Regions from separate parts of the Homo sapiens genome. Here region 1 is linked to region 2. Evidence: chromatin loops called from intact Hi-C (ENCODE). Cell type or tissue: PC-9. All regions are shown on one strand. Each heading gives the region's core, and the rest is flanking DNA. Links, peaks and the distances in the headings are about the cores only. Region 1 has its middle 18 kb from the start of SH3KBP1. Region 2 has its middle 180 kb from the start of RPS6KA3.

Region 1 (8,301 bases), core at 1-8,000, 540 kb before region 2:
AAAGTGGGCTCTTCAACCTAGAAGTCTATACTCAGCCAAACCATCAATCAAATATAAACATGGAATAATGACATTTTCAGACATGTAAGGACTCCAAATACATACCTCCCATGTCCTCGTTTTACAGAACGTCAGAAGTATGTGCTCCAGCCAAAAAAAAAAAAAAAAAAGGAGTATGTTAAGACAGCAGAAACATGAGACTTACGAAACGAGGGATCCCATACACAAATGCAGTGAGAGAGAAATCCCTGGATGGCACTGTCTGGCAGGTCAGTTCAGCTTGAACTGAATGGAGTCTCTAGGAGGGAAGTCTGGTTTAACTGAGTGTTTGGAACATGCTATTGATAAGCCTCGGGCAGATTTAATGGAGGATCTAGATGTTGGGTGGAATAATGGGCCTCCCAAACATGTTCACACCCTAATCTGTGGAGCCTGTGAATATGTTGTTACATGAAAAAAACTAAGGTTGCAATTGAAATTAAGGTTGCCAATTAGCTGCTCTTGGGATGGGAAATTTATCCTGGGTTGCGCAGGTAGACTCAATGTAATCACAAGGACCTTTCAATATAGAACAGGGAAGAAGAGAGTGTGGGAGTCATGACGCAGCATGAGGAAGACTTGACTGGCCATGGCCGGCTTTGAAGATGGAAGGTGGCCACCAGCCAAGGAATGCAGAAGCCTCTCGAAGCTGGAAAAAGCAAGAGATTGAATTCTCCTCTAGAGCTTCCAGAAGGAATGCAGCCCTGTCAACACTTTGATTTTAGCCCAGTCAGACCCACTTTGAACTTCTGGCCTAGTTATAGCAGCCATAGGGAACTAACACAGAGGATTTGAATGAGTGTCCAAAACCAAGCAAGTAAGAAAATGCAAGGCAGTTATTGACATTGGGAAAAACTAAGTTGTAAAAAAGGAAACAATCTGTATAATCCACCTGGTTCAGCAAAATAAATAAAAAGAAAGAAAGAAAGAAAAAAAAACACAGCAAAAAAAAAAGAGAGAGAGAAACCAATATTTATGTGGCTGTATAATGTCAAGCAATTAATATTAACCAAAAAATATGATAATAATAAATTGGCAGACTTTGGGGTTGGAAGGCAGGGGAGTAAGAAAGCAAAATCCTTATCTATTACTGGAGAAACTCAATAGATAGTGCCTAAAATTCATAAATCAAGACAGCAGGCCAGGCATGGTGGCTCACGCCTGTAATCCCAGCACTTTGGGAGGCCAAGGTGGGCAGATCACTTGAGGTCAGGAGTTTGAGACCAGCCTGGCCAACATGGCAAAACCCCGTCTCTACTAAAAATACAAAAATTAGCCGGGCATGGTGGCACACACCTGTAATCCCAGCTACTTGGGAGGCTGAGGCAGGAGAATCGGTTGAACCTGGGAGGCGGAGGTTGCAGTAAGCTGAAATCGCACCACTGCACTCCAGCCTGGGTGACAGAGCGAGACTCTGTCTCAAAATAAATAAATAAGTAAATAAAATAACAAAATAAAATAAAAGATTACTATGTAACAAACGTTTTGCTATAGAGCTTTTCTTGAGACAGGGTCTGGCTCTGTCATCCAGGCTGGAGTGCAGTGGTGTGATCTCGGCTCACTGCAGCCTCAGCCTCCCAGGTTCAAGCAATTCTCATGCTTCAGCCTCCCGAGTAGCTGGAATTACAGGCGTGAGCCACTACACCCGGATAATTTTTAAATTTTTATTAGAGATGCGGTTTTGCCATATTGGCCAGGCTGGTCTCCAAATCCTGGCCTCAAGTGATCCTCCCCACTCGGCCTCCCAAAGTGATGGGATTACAGGTGCGAGTTACTGTGCATGGCCATAGGGCTTTTTAATGAATGGAAAAAGTGACAACAGCAAATTACAAAATGGTATGTTAACAACCATTCAATTTTTTTTTTTTTTTGACAGGGTCTGGCTCTGTCACCAGGCTGGAGTGCAGTGGCGCAATCTTGGCTCACTGCAAGCTCCACCTCCCAGGCTCAAGCGATTCTCCCACCTCAGCCTCCCAAGTAGCTGGGACTACAGGCGCACATCACCACATCCAACTAATTTTTTTGTATTTTTGGTAGAGACAGGGTTTTGCCATGTCACCCAGGCTGGTCTCAAACTCCTGGGCTCAAGTGATCCACCTGCCTCAGCCTCCCAAAGTGCTGGGATTAGAGGCATGGGCCACTGCACCTGGCCAACAACTATTCAATTTTTGTTTACAAAGTGTGCATGTATAATGTGTAGGAAAATGAGTTTTTTGTTTTTTGTTTCTGAGACAGGGTCTTGCTCTGTCGCCCAGGCTGGAGTGCAGTGGCATGATCATGGTTCACTGCAACCTCAACCTCCTTACCAGGCTCAAGCAATCCTCCCATCTCAGGCTCCAGAGTAGGTGGGACTACAGGTGTGCCACCACACCCGGATGAAAAATGAGCATTTTTGTATATGTAGGTATGTACACCTATATGTGTATATATACATATATAGAGACAGAAACAGAGTAGAAAAGTGTATGTGTGTGCATGCAAAGTGGGTATATATGTGCCAAAAGTACACAAGGATTTTTTTCTCCAGAGACAGGGTCTCACTGTGTCGCCCAAGCTGGAGTGGTATGATCACGGTTCACTGCAGCCTTGACCTCCTGGGTTCAAGTGATCCTCCCACCTCAGCCTTCTGAATAGCTGGGACCACAGGTGCGCACCACCATGCCCAGCTAATTTTTTTTTCTAATGTTTTGTAGAGACAGGGTCTCACTATGTTGCCCAGGCTGGTCTCAAACTCCTGGACTCAAATGATCCTCCCCCTCCTCAGCCTCCCAAAGTGCTGGGATTACAGGCGTGAGCCACTGTGCCTGAACACAAGGACTAAGACCAAACTGTTAACCATGCTTACCACTGAGTAGTAGGCATACAGGTCATTTTAATGTTCTTCTTTATACTTTCCCATATTTTCTAGGATTTCTTTCCCGTATCAAGCATGCATTACTCATAACCAGAAAATAATTACTTCCATTTCGTGTAAAGAAGTAACTTTTTAAAATGAGCATCTGAGACCTTAGGGGCTAACTGCAGCAAGCAGCTGTCACCAAAATTTACACATGTAGGAGTTAGAACGGCTAAGAAAAAATATGTCAACTATCTTTATTAACTAACGCTCTCCAGAATGTGGTTTAGGTATACATGTTCTAGAAGTATGTTGGAGCCATTGCTATAAATCTACATATCGTGTTCTCTTTAGATTCTTGTTTTGAACTAAGGTCTATGAGGCCAGAACATCTTGGCGGGCGCTGCATGTCATCTGGTTTCTAGGCAGTATTTTAGAAAGGCAGCTCAATTCCCCTTCTTGCCCAATAGGTGGGGCAAGAAAGCTTTAGAAGAGTCCCCACCTGCTAAAACATGAACAGGAAGAGACCAAATTGCAGAAAAACCAGTTAGAGCGGTTCAGAAGTCATCCCCATCCAGTTGGGTGGGATGTATGCTAAAATTTTCCTAGGGTGAAAACTGTTTCCAGAGAGTTTTCTAGAGAATACCAAGTTGAGAGTCTATAAAATCTGTTTCAATACCTGACAATCACACTGTAACCAGGACTTTTTTCTAGCGTTTGAAATTAAAATAGCTCAGGTTGAAATGCTGAGATATCATTTTTCATGGGTCAGATTGGCAAAATTCAAAAGCTTGTCAATACACTGCTGGCCAGACTGTGGGGTAAGTGGCACTCTCATCCACTGCTGGGGGAAATGCACCCTGGTCCAACTCCCATGGAGAAGGGCTGGCAATATCTAACAACATTCCATATACATTTTACCCTTCGGCCCAGCAATCTCACTTTTTTTTTTTTTTTTTTGGAATTTACTCTGAAGATTCACTTCCAACAATATGAAAATAAATATGCACAAGGTTATTGATTACAGCATGATTTGTAATTGCAAAATGTCAAACTACCTAAATGTCCAAATATAAGAGTGTGGTTGAATAAGTTATGATAACAGCTACACAGTGGAGTACTATGCAGCTATAAGGAAGAATGAGGCCAGGCATGGTGGCTCACGCCCATAATCCCAGCACTTTGGAAGGCCAAGGCAGGCAGATCACCTGAGGTCAAGAGTTTGAGACCAGCCTGGCTAACATGGTGAAACCCTCTCTCTACTAAAAATACAAAATTAGCTGGGTGTGGTGGCAGGCGCCTGTAATCCTAGCTACTTGGGAGGCCCAGGCAGGAGAATCGCTTGAACCCAGGAGGTGGAGGTTGCAGTGAGCCAAGATTGTGCCACTGCACTCCAGCCTGGGCGACAGAGCAAGACTCCGTGTCAAAAAAAAAAGACAATCGCACAAACTGGTATGGAACAATTTCCAAGATTTCTTAAGTGAAAAAAGCAAAGTGCAAAAGAGAATATAGAAGATGCTGCTTTCTGTATATGGAAAAAAACGGGGAGGGGGGGCGGAATAAGAAAACATACATATATCTGCTTGTCTATACCAAAAAATACACAGGAATGAGAAACCCGAAGTTGGTCACCTACAAGGAGTGGGAAGGAATAGTATTGAAGGAATACAGGAGGAAGTGACACTTCCCTGAGCATACCTTTTGGTATAGTTTGATTTGAGGAAGTATGTTAATGTTCTACATATTGAAAAAAATCAAATCAAATAAACATGGATGGTGGGGAGAGCTACCACTGAAAACAAGTTGGAAAAAACAACTGTATTTCTAATGAAGAACATGACCATATCACAGGGGTAGGAGTGGAGGAGACTAATGCAAGTAATTTATGTACACAGTATTTGTCCATATACCTTCTGTCTTTGGGGCATGGCACTGAAGAACCGCAAACAAATCCTGAACTATTTTTAGTAGGTTTGTTTCCTGCTGTGGTATAAGTGAAGCAATTCCGAAACTACTTTAGATGTATTATGGGATTGAGCAAATGATTAAATCGTTTGATGTTGGGAGCCAGGGTTCTCACTGTGGAGGAAGGGACATACAAATATCAAACAGGAGAAGGCAAGGAAGAATCCTATGGAGATGGATGGTAGGTGCCAGTGTGACCTCATCATTTCTAAAATATGTATATATATGCATGTATGTGTGTGTGTGTGTTTCCTAGATATGGCTGCTGAAAATGCTTATAAGCAAAGACACTCCAGTAGCAATGGGCACTAGGGCCCAAGTCTTGGACTCTAATACCATCCCCCACTAAAAGGAACCAGGACTCCTTAGAAAAATGAATGATTTCAAGCCTGGGGCAGGGAATGTCCAAGATAAAGACCAAAACATTTTGTTATGCATCAGAGCAAAGAAGTGCTAAAAAGAAATGATAGGTGCATATCACAATTTGCAATTGCAAAAATATGGAACCAGCTCAAATGCCCATCAGTCAACGAGTGGATGAAGAAAATGTGGTACACACACACACACACACACACACACACACACACACACAATGGAATACTACTGAGTCATAAAAAGGAATGAAATAACGAAAAAGGAATGAAATAATGGCATTCGTAGCAACCTGGATGGAATTGGAGACTTTTTTTTTTTGAGACAGAGTCTCACTCTGTCACCCAGGCTGGAGTGCAGTGGTGTGATCTCACCTCACTGCAACCTCCACCTTCTGGGTTCCAGTGATCCTCCTGCCTCAGCTTCCCAAGTAGCTGGGATTACAGGCATGAGCCACCACGCCCAGCTAATTTTTTTTTTTTTTTTTTGTATTTTTAGTAGAGACGGTGTTTCTCCATGTTGTCCAGGATGGTCTCGAACTCCTGGCCTCAGGTGATCCACCCACCTCAGCCTCCCAAAGTGCTGGGATTACAGGCATGAGCCACTGCACCTGGCTGGAGACTATTACTCTAAGTGAAGTAACTCAGGAATGGAAAACCAATATTGTATGTTCTTACTCATGCGTGGGAGCTAAGCTATGAGGATGCAAAGGCATAAGAATGATACAATGGACTTTGGGGACTTGAGGCAAAGGGTGGGGGGTGGCAAGGGATACTGTAGATTGGTTACAGTGTACACTGCTTGGTGATGGGTGCGCCAAAATCTCAGAAATCACCACTAAAGAACTTATTCACGTAACCAAACACCACCTGTTTCCCAAAAACCTACTGAAATAAAAAAGATAAAGTCAAAAAAGGAATGATAGGTCCATATCAAGAGGACACAGCAATCAGCTTAAAGGGGCTCCCACTGGCCAAAGCTAGGATCATTTGAGCTCCCAAATAATCAAGGACAATAATGAATTATAAGCCACTGAAAAAGTAGAAATGAATCCATATCAATAATAAATAGACAAATAAGCAGGGAAGAAGGGAGGAGTCTTGCTTACAGCAGAATGCCAATGCCAGCTGGTAAGTGTAGAGGGAGCACTGGAGTTAGAAAATCATCATTTTGCCACCATAGCCATGAAGATTGGTTTGGACCAAAATCATCAACATGCCTGGGCATGATGGCTCGCACCTGTAATCTCAGCACTTTGGGAGGCCAAGGTAGGAGGATTGCTTGAGGTCAGGAGTTCAAGACCAGCCTGGACAACATAAGGAGACCCCCCCACCGCCCCCCACCATCTCTTAAAAAAAAAAAAAGCCAGGTGCAGTGGCATGCACCTGTGGTCCCAACTACTCGGGAGGCTGATGTGGGAAGATCGTTTGAGCCCAGGAGGTTGAGATTGCAGTCAGCCATGATTGTGCCACTGCACTCCAGCCTGGGCAACAGACGGAGACTCTGTCTCAAAAAAAAAAAAAAAAAAGAAAAGAAAAGAAAAGAAAAGAAAGAAAGAATGGAGGCCCTCTTTAAAAACCAGAATGGTCTTCATTTTGGGTTTGTCTGATGATTCTTTATGATTATATTCAAGTGCTGCATTCCCAGCCAACATACCATATTAGTGATGCTGTGTTATCTATTGTTAGCAGTGGAGAATCCATATCCGTGTCACACGGCACCAAAATATCTTCCGGCAATGAACCTGTACGGGTCTGCAGCAACCTCAATTACTGCCTCCTCAGAAGAAAAAATTGGACTGAGAGGCATAAGGCAGAAGGAGAGATGGAGGCAAGTTTTAGAGCAGGAATGAAAGTTTATTTAAAAAGTTTAGAGCAGGAATGAAATGAAGTATACTTGGAAGAAAGCCAAGCAGTCGACCTGAAAAGCAAGTGCACGGTTTGACCTTTTGACTTGGGGTTTTATAGGTTGGCATACTTCTGGGGTCTTGCGTTACTCCTCCCAACTCCTGAGATCTTATCGGGAAGCTGCTGATCACCATTATTTTAGAGAGACAGTTAACCACCGCCTGACTATCACCTGATGGTTGCCTGACACTCCTGGTATGTGGGTCGGGGGAGCCCTCTCCTGCCCTGCTCATACCAGACTAGCTACCCACTGTAACAGTATCACACTGATGTCCATCTGCTCCTCCTTGGTGATGTTAATTTCCATCCCCTAGTCAAGGAGTTGTCTGTTCTTTCCACTGTATAATTGCTGTTTTTCCTTCCTGCCTTGCAATAAATAAGCGATCTGTGAGAAGACACTTTTACACATTGAAATGTCCTGCTCATCAAAATTGCCTCATATATTTAGTATCTATTGATGACTCTATTTTTTTTTTTTTTTTTTTGCCTTAAGTGATCTTCCTGCCTCAGCTTTCCTAAGTGCTGGGATTACAGGCATGAGCCACCATGCCTGGCCAAAATATATATATATTTAATTATCATGGATACATAATAGTTGTATATATTTGTAGGCAACATGTGATATTTTGATATAAGCATACAATGTGTAATGATCACATCAGGGTAATTGGGATATGCATCACCTTAAGCATTTATTATTTGTGTTAGAAACATTCCAGTTCCAGCTGGGTGCCGTGGCTCACGCCTGTAATCCCAGCACTTTGGGAGGCCAAGGCGGGTGGATCACTTGAGGTCAGGAGTTTGAGACCAGCCTGGCTAATATGGTGAAACTCCATCTCTACTAAAAATACAAAAATTAGCTGGGCATGGTGGTGCATGCCTGTAATCCCAGCTACTCCAACAGCTGAGGCAGGAGAATCACTGGAACCTGGAAGGCGGAGGTTGCAGTGAGCCAAGATTGCCACTGCACTCTAGCCTGGGCGACAAGGGGAGACTCCGTCTCAAAAAAAAAAAGAAAAGAAAAAAAAAAGAAACATTCCAGTTCCACTCTTTCCTTTTGAATGGATAAAGGAAACATGGTGCATATACACAATGGACTATTATTCAGCCATAAAAATAATGAAATCCTGTCATTTGCAACAACATGGATAGAAACTGGAGGACTTATGTGAAGTCAAATAA
Region 2 (9,253 bases), core at 597-8,596:
GCATTGTGCTAAGTGCTGGAATAACAAAATAAACAAGACCTGGTTTCTGCCTAGTAGGAGTTTACAGGCCAGTGGAGATGGTTGTCAAGATAATGTCTAGTCCAGTCAGTGCTGTGCTGGAGCTGGCTCATTCAGGCTTACAAGAGCTGACTGTTAAATTTTTAGAAATTCTGTCAGTGGGTTGTTAAACATGGCCATTACTAAAAATTAAGTTATACGGTAGTTGACTCCTATTATTTGTGGATTCCATATTTGTGAATTCACTTACTCACTAAAATTTATTCGTAACCCCCAAATCAATACTTGTGGTCATCTGTGGACATGTGCGTGTGCAGAGTTGCGAAAAATTTGAGTTGCCCGACGTGCACGTTCCCAGCTGAGGTTGAACAAGGGCTTCTTGTTTCAGCTTTCATACTATAAACAAGCGTCCTTTTCGTGGTATATTTAGTGCCAGGTTTTTCACATTTTTCTGCTTTTTGAGGGTGATTTCACTGTTTAAAATGGCCTCCAATTACAGTGCTGAAGTGCTGTCTAATGTTCCCAAGCACAAGAAGGCTGTGATGTGCTTTATGGGGAAAACATACGTGTTAGAGGAGCTTCATTCAGGCATAAGCTGCAGTGCTGTGGGCCATGATTTTGGTGTTAATGAATCGGCAATAAGACATCTTAAATAGAAACACATATAAAATATAGTTGGTTGACGAAAATGCTTTGACCAGAGGTTCACAGGAACCCAACTCTGTATGTCTTCTAGAAATGTTGATTTGATATTTGCTGATTTAGTGTTTGCAGCAACTTTGTAGAACAAAAGTACCATGAATAATGAGAATTGACTGTATAAACTTACAATAAAATAAATTATATTATACGAAAGGTAATAAATACTAAAAACTCTTCACTTCCTAATTATTTTGCTACATACTACTATTATCCATGATCTTGAGATTATTTCTATTTTATCTGTAGGGTAGAAATACTATATAATGGGGGGTGCTACTGTGCATTTCTTCCCAAACCCCCATGTTCAGTGACATCAAATCAGTAGTTTGACATTGGCCAAGGTGGGAGTATTTTACATCATGGAAATGGGTAATGGCTACAAATCAAGGCTTTTTCTCCCAGCTCCCACCCAGTTGTTAAACATTTACCAGTACACAACTGCCTTCAGTTTTTTTTTTTTTTTTTTTCAGACAACTGTCCTTTGGCTCTTGGAGCCAACTTTCACGCACTAGGAGAAAACCTAAAGTTATAGGGAGTTTATCTCCTTGTACGTCCACCTCAGGTCCATTAGCCAATGACTGACTGGTGTTCTCATGCCTCAGGGTGGGATTCACACTTCAGAGCATTCCTTGGGATCCAGATGAGTTGTGAGCCCCAAATGCTTGAGATCATACCCTTGTTTGGCTTCCTCCTCTTCCCTGCCTTGCTGTTTTCTTATTCTTACTGGTTTCTCCTGGGAGCTCTTCCTTGATAAATCACTTGCACGCAAATCCAAGTCTAGGGTCTGCTCTTGAAGCACCCCATCTAAGACAGTACTCTAGCAAACCTGGGAAGGAAGTCGTGGGGTCTGCAACCTGGGTGTGTGTGGCTCAGGTTGGCCCCAAAGATTGACTGATAGATCTCGATTTTCTGGTTCTAACTCTTCCTTAAGAAGCCTTTGCTTTCTGATTTTATCCTTCAATTTAAATGTTTAAATGACTTTTAACAGGCATGAATTCAAAGTTTTTCAACTTTTGTAGTTGCCACTTATGTGCTCAAGACATTCACATTTTGATAAAATATGAAAGATTACTGGGATATTCTTTACTCAGCTTAGCTTCTTGGTGGGTTTTCCTCTGCTGAGCTCAGCCAGTGGCCTTGAACTCTGACATGCAATAACAAATCAAGTTTTCATCAAATTCTTCTTAGCCTGTTCAGAAACAAAAACTCATAAGCAATGCTGCAATAACTTCCTTTGAAATTCTAATTGGCTCCACTTTGATAAAAATGTGATAAGCACTCAAGAAGCCCACTGTGCTGTTGTATACAACTGGAATATGATTCTCTTCATAGTTTTTTAAAAAAATTTTAAATTATTCTTGCTATAGAGTTAGCAAGTGCCAGTTTGGATGCATGGTCTTGGTAATTGTGCAGTAATTAAATGCTTGCCTGGGAAAACAATTTTAGAACACTGAATTGCTTTATTGCATTTTAAAAGGCTGAAAGGGGCATTCAATCAGGTGGAGACAATGTGTTTGTCTTCTAAACAAGACTTATCATAAATTATTCACATGGGCAAAGACTGAATTTGAAAAGGAAGAAACTTGGGGACATAGGGCAATTATTGCTCCAACAGTCATTGTAGAGTTTAGTAGGCCTCATAAAAGGAGGCCTGTCTCAAAGATTCCAGGCAAGGTTTTGAGGATGAGGAAGAAGTGCTTCCTTAACTAATCTGATTTTTTTAAACTGAGACTGCTGGGAGATTTTGCTTACTCTCCTGGATGCCCCTGTGGCTCAAACAGCTCTGTAGAAGAAAGAGTTACCGTCAACTTCTGTTCAATTATATAATTCAGAGGAAAGCATAAAAATATGACTTTGCAAAGTGTGACATGGGTGAGAGAAACATTAGTATAAACACTGGGCATCAGATGCTTCACAGGGGCTTTTAGCTATATTTATAATTTTGTATTTGCCCTGGAATTCTTTTTATTAAGGAATAATTTACCTACAGTAAAATGCATAAATCTTAAGTGTATAGTTTGATGAATTTTTATCTATACACTCATGTAACTACCACGCAAATAGATACAGAACAATTTCATCACCCCAGAACATTTCCTCATTCTCGTTCCCCAATAACATCCTCTCCCAGAGGTAACTACTATTCTGAATTTTAAGATACAGATTAGTCTCATCTGTTTTTGAAATTCATATAAATAGATGCACTCTATTTTTTGGTCTGGCTTCTTTCACTTATCATAATATATTTGAGATTCATCCATGTTGTAGTGTGCATCAATAGTTCATTTTTTTTTATTGCTAGGTAGTATCCAGTTGCATGGATGTACCATAGTTTGCTTATCCAATCTCTAATTGATGAATTTTTCCTCAGTTTTTACTTGCAATGAGTTAAACTGCTATGGAACACAGTTTTATACACAGTGTACACAACAGGGCTGTTTGGGTACTTCTTTTAGATATATACCCAAGAGTGGCATTACTGGGTCTGCCTTTGAAATTTACTATAAAGAAAAAGAAAAAAAAAGGATACCAATAGGAAGAGTGCAGAAAAAAATGATTGTCTTTCCAAAATCTGTTCTTAGCAAAGTGAGAAAGAAATCTTGTACTACCTGGTGGCATTGTTTCAGCATTTAGACTTGGACTATCTCAAGTTATTGCTTAGCCATGGGGGATTAGAGAAACAGAATTCAGGTTCTTTCTTGATGAGATACAGGCATTGTATGTCTGAATGGATGGAAGTGTTCAAGAGCCCGTGCAATGGAATGCTTGGTACCTTGGAGAATTGGATTAATTTGAGACTTGTCACCTGGAAACAGGACTGTCTGGTTCACCTTGGGATCACCTTTGGCCACGGATAATCAAACTGTTGAGGGGAAAGAGTGGATTACGAAACCTCAGTGCAGCCAAAGTGCCATGGGGCCACCAGAGGTGACCTAGTTGGTCCCCAGGTGATCACATTTGAGATTTATTCTTTACAGCAACCCTCATAATGGAACAGGGCTGCAGACCAGCCTAACCACACACAGAACAAAGGGCTGACAGACTTGTGAACAAAGGGCTGACAGACTTGTGAAGGGGTTATGGCGCCCCCTGGGGGACACTGAAATGTTCCTCTTGTAGACCTAACTTTCCGGTCTGGGGTCAAGTTCAACTTGTATTGATTGAGTAACCTGTAAGACATCACCACTTCAGTAATCCTCTTCAAAGGTTTCAGAATAAAGTATTTGCAATTTTATTGGGAGCAACTCAATTCAGGGGAAGCTGAAGAGGAATACATGTGATGTGTAAGTTCTCACAAGATGGGAGGGGGAATCTTTTCCGGTTTATTTTGTATTGTTTCTGGTAGAAAGGCTCTACATGATTGGGTAATTTCTAATATTTACTTTGTTAATGAAGGTGATAGGATAAGATGACAACTCCATCTGCAAAGTTCTGCAGGCAAAATGCCTCTCCAAAATGGTTGTGAGCCTTTTGTGTCTTGCTTGCTCAGGGTGTAAAATGAGCGATTCTCAACCCAAATCAGTACCACTCTCCCAGTGAGCAGTTGGAAGTGTGTGGGAGCATTTTTGATTGTCAGAGTGACTGGGGTACAGGGGGGTGGTGCACTACTTCCATTTGCTGAGATGGAGGAGGGAGAGAAAACTTCTAGTATGAAGGAGAGTTGTCCTATCCTAAATGCCAATAGGGTCCTTGTTGAGAAATACTTTACCCCCCGTCAGGTGATCTGGAGACAGTTATGTGCAATTCATATTCAGAAGGTTTAACTACACAAACAAAATATGTCAAGCAAGTGAAAGCAGATTTAAGGAGCGTATTCAGAAAGAAGTGTAGTTAAGCCTGTTTTTGGACATTTAGAGAGCATGATCACTTTGCCCAAAACCGAAAAGGAGCACTGGCCTTAAGTGGAATACGGAGGTGGAGGAATTTGTTTTCCAGGCTCCCCAGCATTTCTTTCTTCATCCTCTTCCAAACAATCACTGATCCTGCTCCCCTTCTCCCTTGCTTCTTGGGATGACGAAGCAGCTGACAAATCCATTAAGTCGTGAGAATTTTCTCTTACTCCTCCCAGCAGGATATCAGGAAGAGAAGACTCTCAAATGTTGAAATTTCAAATGTGGGCGAGGAAGGTAGGTGTCTTTTGGCTGTGGGATCTTTCTAGAACTTCTTAAATTATTCCTGGGCAAGTAATAACTCATTTTCTTGTTGGGCTGGCTTTAGATGTGGAAACCAAAGTGTTAGCGTTTGCTGTAACCATGGCAAGGAGAGGGAAGAAGGATTGGATACCTTTGTAAATTTATCGGCAAATGAATGAGCTGAACAAGAATCCTTTGGAGTATATAGTTTGGAATGTGCTGTGTGTGACATTGCTTTGTAAACTTTAAAGTACTATGCAATTTTGATGTATTTTCATCATGCCAACACTTCCTTGAATTTCTCAAAACACTAAACTCAGAATCTTACACAAAATATCCGTTCAGTAAATGTGTCCCAAATGAAACAAATATTAGGTATAAGGAGCGGCAGTGGAGGTTATGGAACAGGGTCTCATGTTGCCATATCTATCAAGGGCTAACATGCCTCTACTTGGATGGGGCTATTCACTGATAAGGAAATCTTGCTACAGTATTCTTTTTGCTTCCATTAAACATTTCATGGGAGGGAATTCTCACTATTCCTTTGTGAACAAGATTGATGATAGATCTCCCTCAGGCTTCTGAATAACATGAAATTATTCTGTATCTGTTTAATGTACAAAGGGAGGACCAGGGGGGACTACCCATAGTGTCATCATTATCCATGAGAATCCAATTATAGGAGCCCCTGGGATTGTTGAACTCAAGATTGCAGGATCCAAATGTTAGGGATATCCTGGTCACTTCCTTCCTCACTTGGGAGAGAATTAGAAATGACAAGATCTTAAACATCTTCCTACATTTATTGAGCAACCATTGTGCCAGCCACTATACTATGCACCAGGGACATGAAAGTGAGTATGACACAGTCACTGCCTTCATGGTGCTCACAGTCTGGGGAGGGTGCTGGCCAGGGAGTCTCAAACTTGGTTGGAGATTATAGTCTCCCTTAAAAATTCCCATACCCAAGTCACACTCCCAGTTCAATAAAATCAGAATCTCTGGGGGTAGAACCCAGACTTCAATATTTTTTAGCGCTCCCCAGGTGGTTACAAAGTGCAGTCAAGGTTGAGAAACATCGAGAAAGGAACAAATCTGTATTGGGAAATTTTAGATTAAAACATGACAAGTGCTTGGTGGAGATAAAAACAAAGTGCAGCTGGAGGAGCACAGAGAAGAAACTATTGCACCCAAGAAAAGCTCTCCGTGTATGTCATCAAGAGAATTAGAAGAGCACTAGAAAGTGGTGAATTCTGGACGTAAGAGTAAGGGTGGCATCCGAATCATTTTCTGGTGGAACAAATTCCCCTTTGCATATTAATCATTATTCATGGTGGTGGGGGGCTGTGTGAAAGCAAGGGTTGATAATTCATGCACTATACTTCCCACTCCTTTCTTCTTTCTGTCTCCCTGCCCTTTCTTTATTATAACCTGTGGCACATATGTGGTACACTGAATGCTAGGTAAAGGTTAGTGGTTGCTAATATATTAAAAGAAAAAGGGAAAATGAAAGCTTACTGTTTCTCTCTGCTTGTGAGAAAAGCACACGAATACACTATGTGGTGTAGTCATGTGGCTAAGCCTAGACCTCAAAATAATAATCAAAGGCCTTAACATATTAAATTGATAACTCTAAATATATTAACTGTGGTCTTCACAACACCCCTCTAAGAGAAGTATCTCTGGTTCATGGGTGATGAAACTGAGGCCCAGAGAGGTTGATTAACTTGCCAAAGCCCATGTCTATTTGGTGGCACACATGAGATTAAAATCCATGTCAGTCTGACTTGAAAGGGCTGCTTCTCAATTTGCATGTGAGCTTGTTATGGCATGTGGGCATGTTGATGGATTTGTGGGATATATCTTAATATCACAGTGAAATAATAGAGCTGGTGGCTAATTTAGTGTTTTTACCAATACCACTATCACCACCTCCATCACTGAGCGTGTGGATCTGTTGGATGAACTCTTGAATAAATCAAAATGGAAAGGGGAAATATCTAGGAGGGAAAAGTGATTTGAGGGTTCACTGGGGTGTAAGATTACAAAAATCATGAGAGTTATAGAGTATCTAATGGAGTTTTTAGTAAAAAGCATGGGACAGCATTTAATTGTGCATTTTAGAGGAACAAGCTTCTGAAATGTGAGACCAATTGGCTACAAAGTAGAGACTCAATGCCACAAGATCCTTAAAGTGATCTGAGTGTCTGAAAAATAAAAACAGAATGAAAAGCCAACTAGACTCTAAAAAACAAAAGACAGAAGCCTGGGGATTACCCCATTTCCCCCTGTCTCTTGAAGAAAACTAGAGAATGTAGTTTTGATAGTTTTGTTTTAAATTCTTGTAGGGGAGTAATATTTAGATGGTAACCCCTGCATGATCCATCCACAGGAATTCATTTACTTCTCTTTCTTGCACCATTCAGGCAGCAGTGAAACCTTTCTCTACAGATTGCTCCCAAGGTAGGGTAGTTATAGCAGGAAAATAGAAAGAAATGACTTTTCACAGCTTTTGAGCTTCTAAATAAATTTTTAAGGTTTTGAGCTTTACTGGCATAGTTTTAACACTATCAGAGCCAAAATTTCTGCTATAAACCAGTAGTTCTCAATCCTCTCCTTGCATTAGAATCACCTGAGGATGTTGTAAAGCCTAACAGTGTCTGGACTCCACCTGCAAAGACTCAGTTTTAATTGATTTTTGGTGGACATTCACATATATATATATATATACTTCCCAGAGGATGCATTGTGCAACTAGGGTGGAGAGCCAGTATCTTAAACACTTGTTTCCAAACTTTGTTGCACATTAGAATTGCCTGGCAGCTTTTAAAATCCCCAGTGGCAAGGCTACACCTGTACCAAATCCCCAATGCCAAGGTTGTTCCCAGACCAATTAAGTTAGAATGTGTGGGAGGTGAGAGCTAGGTGCCTTAAACAATATATTTGGGAAATATTTCTGATGAGAGTTGTACTTTGACATTTCCAGAGGCTGGCAAGTGAGAGGAAGGTAGAAAGGAGAGAGAGAGAGAGTAGCTTAGACATTGGTGTGTCCTTAAGAAGGGGCTCAGTGACCCCCGCACAACTCCCTGTCCCGGTCAAGTTAAGATGTTGGCACAGGCAGTGATGTGCTGGCAAATGTTTAAAAGATGGTTCTTCAAGGGGAAAAAAAATCCCCTAATTTGCAGTTCGTCAATTTTTGGTGTAAATACTCCCACTATGGCCAGTTTCAAGTTACCAGTGTGACATCATTGATTGTGAAGTTGGAAAGAGATGCACACAATTTGCTCTAGGAAGCCCGTATGAGCTGGCTCCAGCATGCTACTGGGTATGAGCATGATAAACCCCTCAGATAGGTTTGGGGATCTGAGGGTAGAGAGAATCTTGTGCTTTATTTTTGGGCATGGACAGAAAAGGGATGAAAAAGTCTAAGTTCTCCCCACAATGTATCATCTAGAGTGGAAGTGGGGGCACATCTAGGAGAGTCTAGGTAGGAAGGGCATGAGACCAACTCTCAAGTCTCTTGTTGCTTTCCAGTGGTATCAGAGAAGATCCAGATTTTTCTGTACCCCTGGGAGCATTATGGAAGTGGCTAGGCATAGGTTGGGAGAATTCAAGGGGCCTTGAGGTTAGAATGAGAAAGTCATGAAGAGTTGTGGACGATTGGCTACAGATGCAAATGTTGGAGGGTAACAACAAGGATAAAAGCCAATAGCAGCTGAGAATCAGATGCTGCCTCTTGATGGCATGATGCTACTAACCTCTATGACCCTTAGAGAAGTGACAGAAAGGTCTGAGGAAACAGAAGAGATGGTGGCTGTTATTCATTGCACTAATTAGAGGTTATTACAGGGACTGCAGCCAGAATCTCTCTCTCCCTCTCTCTTTTGTTATTCCTGGTAGAAGCCAAAATTTCGTCTTGTTAGAGCTATTGAAATAATGCAGTAGGATATTTTTCTTCTTTCTTGTTTCGGGAAGAAAGAACTGGCAATATTTTGCAAATTCACTTTGAAAAAGAACAGCATGTCCCAAGTTCACTGAGGCGACCTTCCTGAAGGTTAATATAAGTAGGACAAGATGGAACACCTTATAAAAGTGCACATGCAAACATACCGCTTAGGATAGGGGTGTCACAGGAGACTCTTTGTCCTCTCTTTGGGGTGTGCATTGCTGAACCTCTCTTCTACAATTTGTGGATGCCTAATGGGTAGTGCCCATTGGGAGCCTAGTGATGTTTACACTAGTTCTGGCCTTATGCACAGTGATTCTCACATACTCTCGGTGGTAGGGCCAATATTATTAGGAGAGACTGAACAGCAGAATGAACACCAGAGTGGGGATCAGGAGATCTAAATTCTCATCCTGGTTCTATACCAGTTATGTGATCATGAGCAAATCCTTAA

Evidence for each region. A loop is a pair of places that touch in the nucleus more often than their neighbours do. Peaks named below come from ENCODE experiments on the same cell type or tissue, not always from the same donor. Only the 100,000 strongest peaks of a DNase experiment are listed, where the experiment ranks them.
Region 1: a loop joins it to region 2, with 5 times the contacts of the local background. A loop is called at or near these places in 14 of 110 quality-filtered maps.

The regions. Positions count from the first base shown.
Region 1 is chrX:19,901,627-19,909,927 of GRCh38, forward strand. No RefSeq gene overlaps it. Among named protein-coding and RNA genes, the nearest start is that of SH3KBP1, 18 kb to the left of the region's middle. In PC-9, for the core only: a CTCF peak has its summit at 3,295; a DNase peak (open chromatin) is centred at 3,385.
Region 2 is chrX:20,438,992-20,448,244 of GRCh38, forward strand. No RefSeq gene overlaps it. Among named protein-coding and RNA genes, the nearest start is that of RPS6KA3, 180 kb to the left of the region's middle. In PC-9, for the core only: CTCF peaks have their summits at 3,797 (motif pointing left) and 4,000; a DNase peak (open chromatin) is centred at 3,810.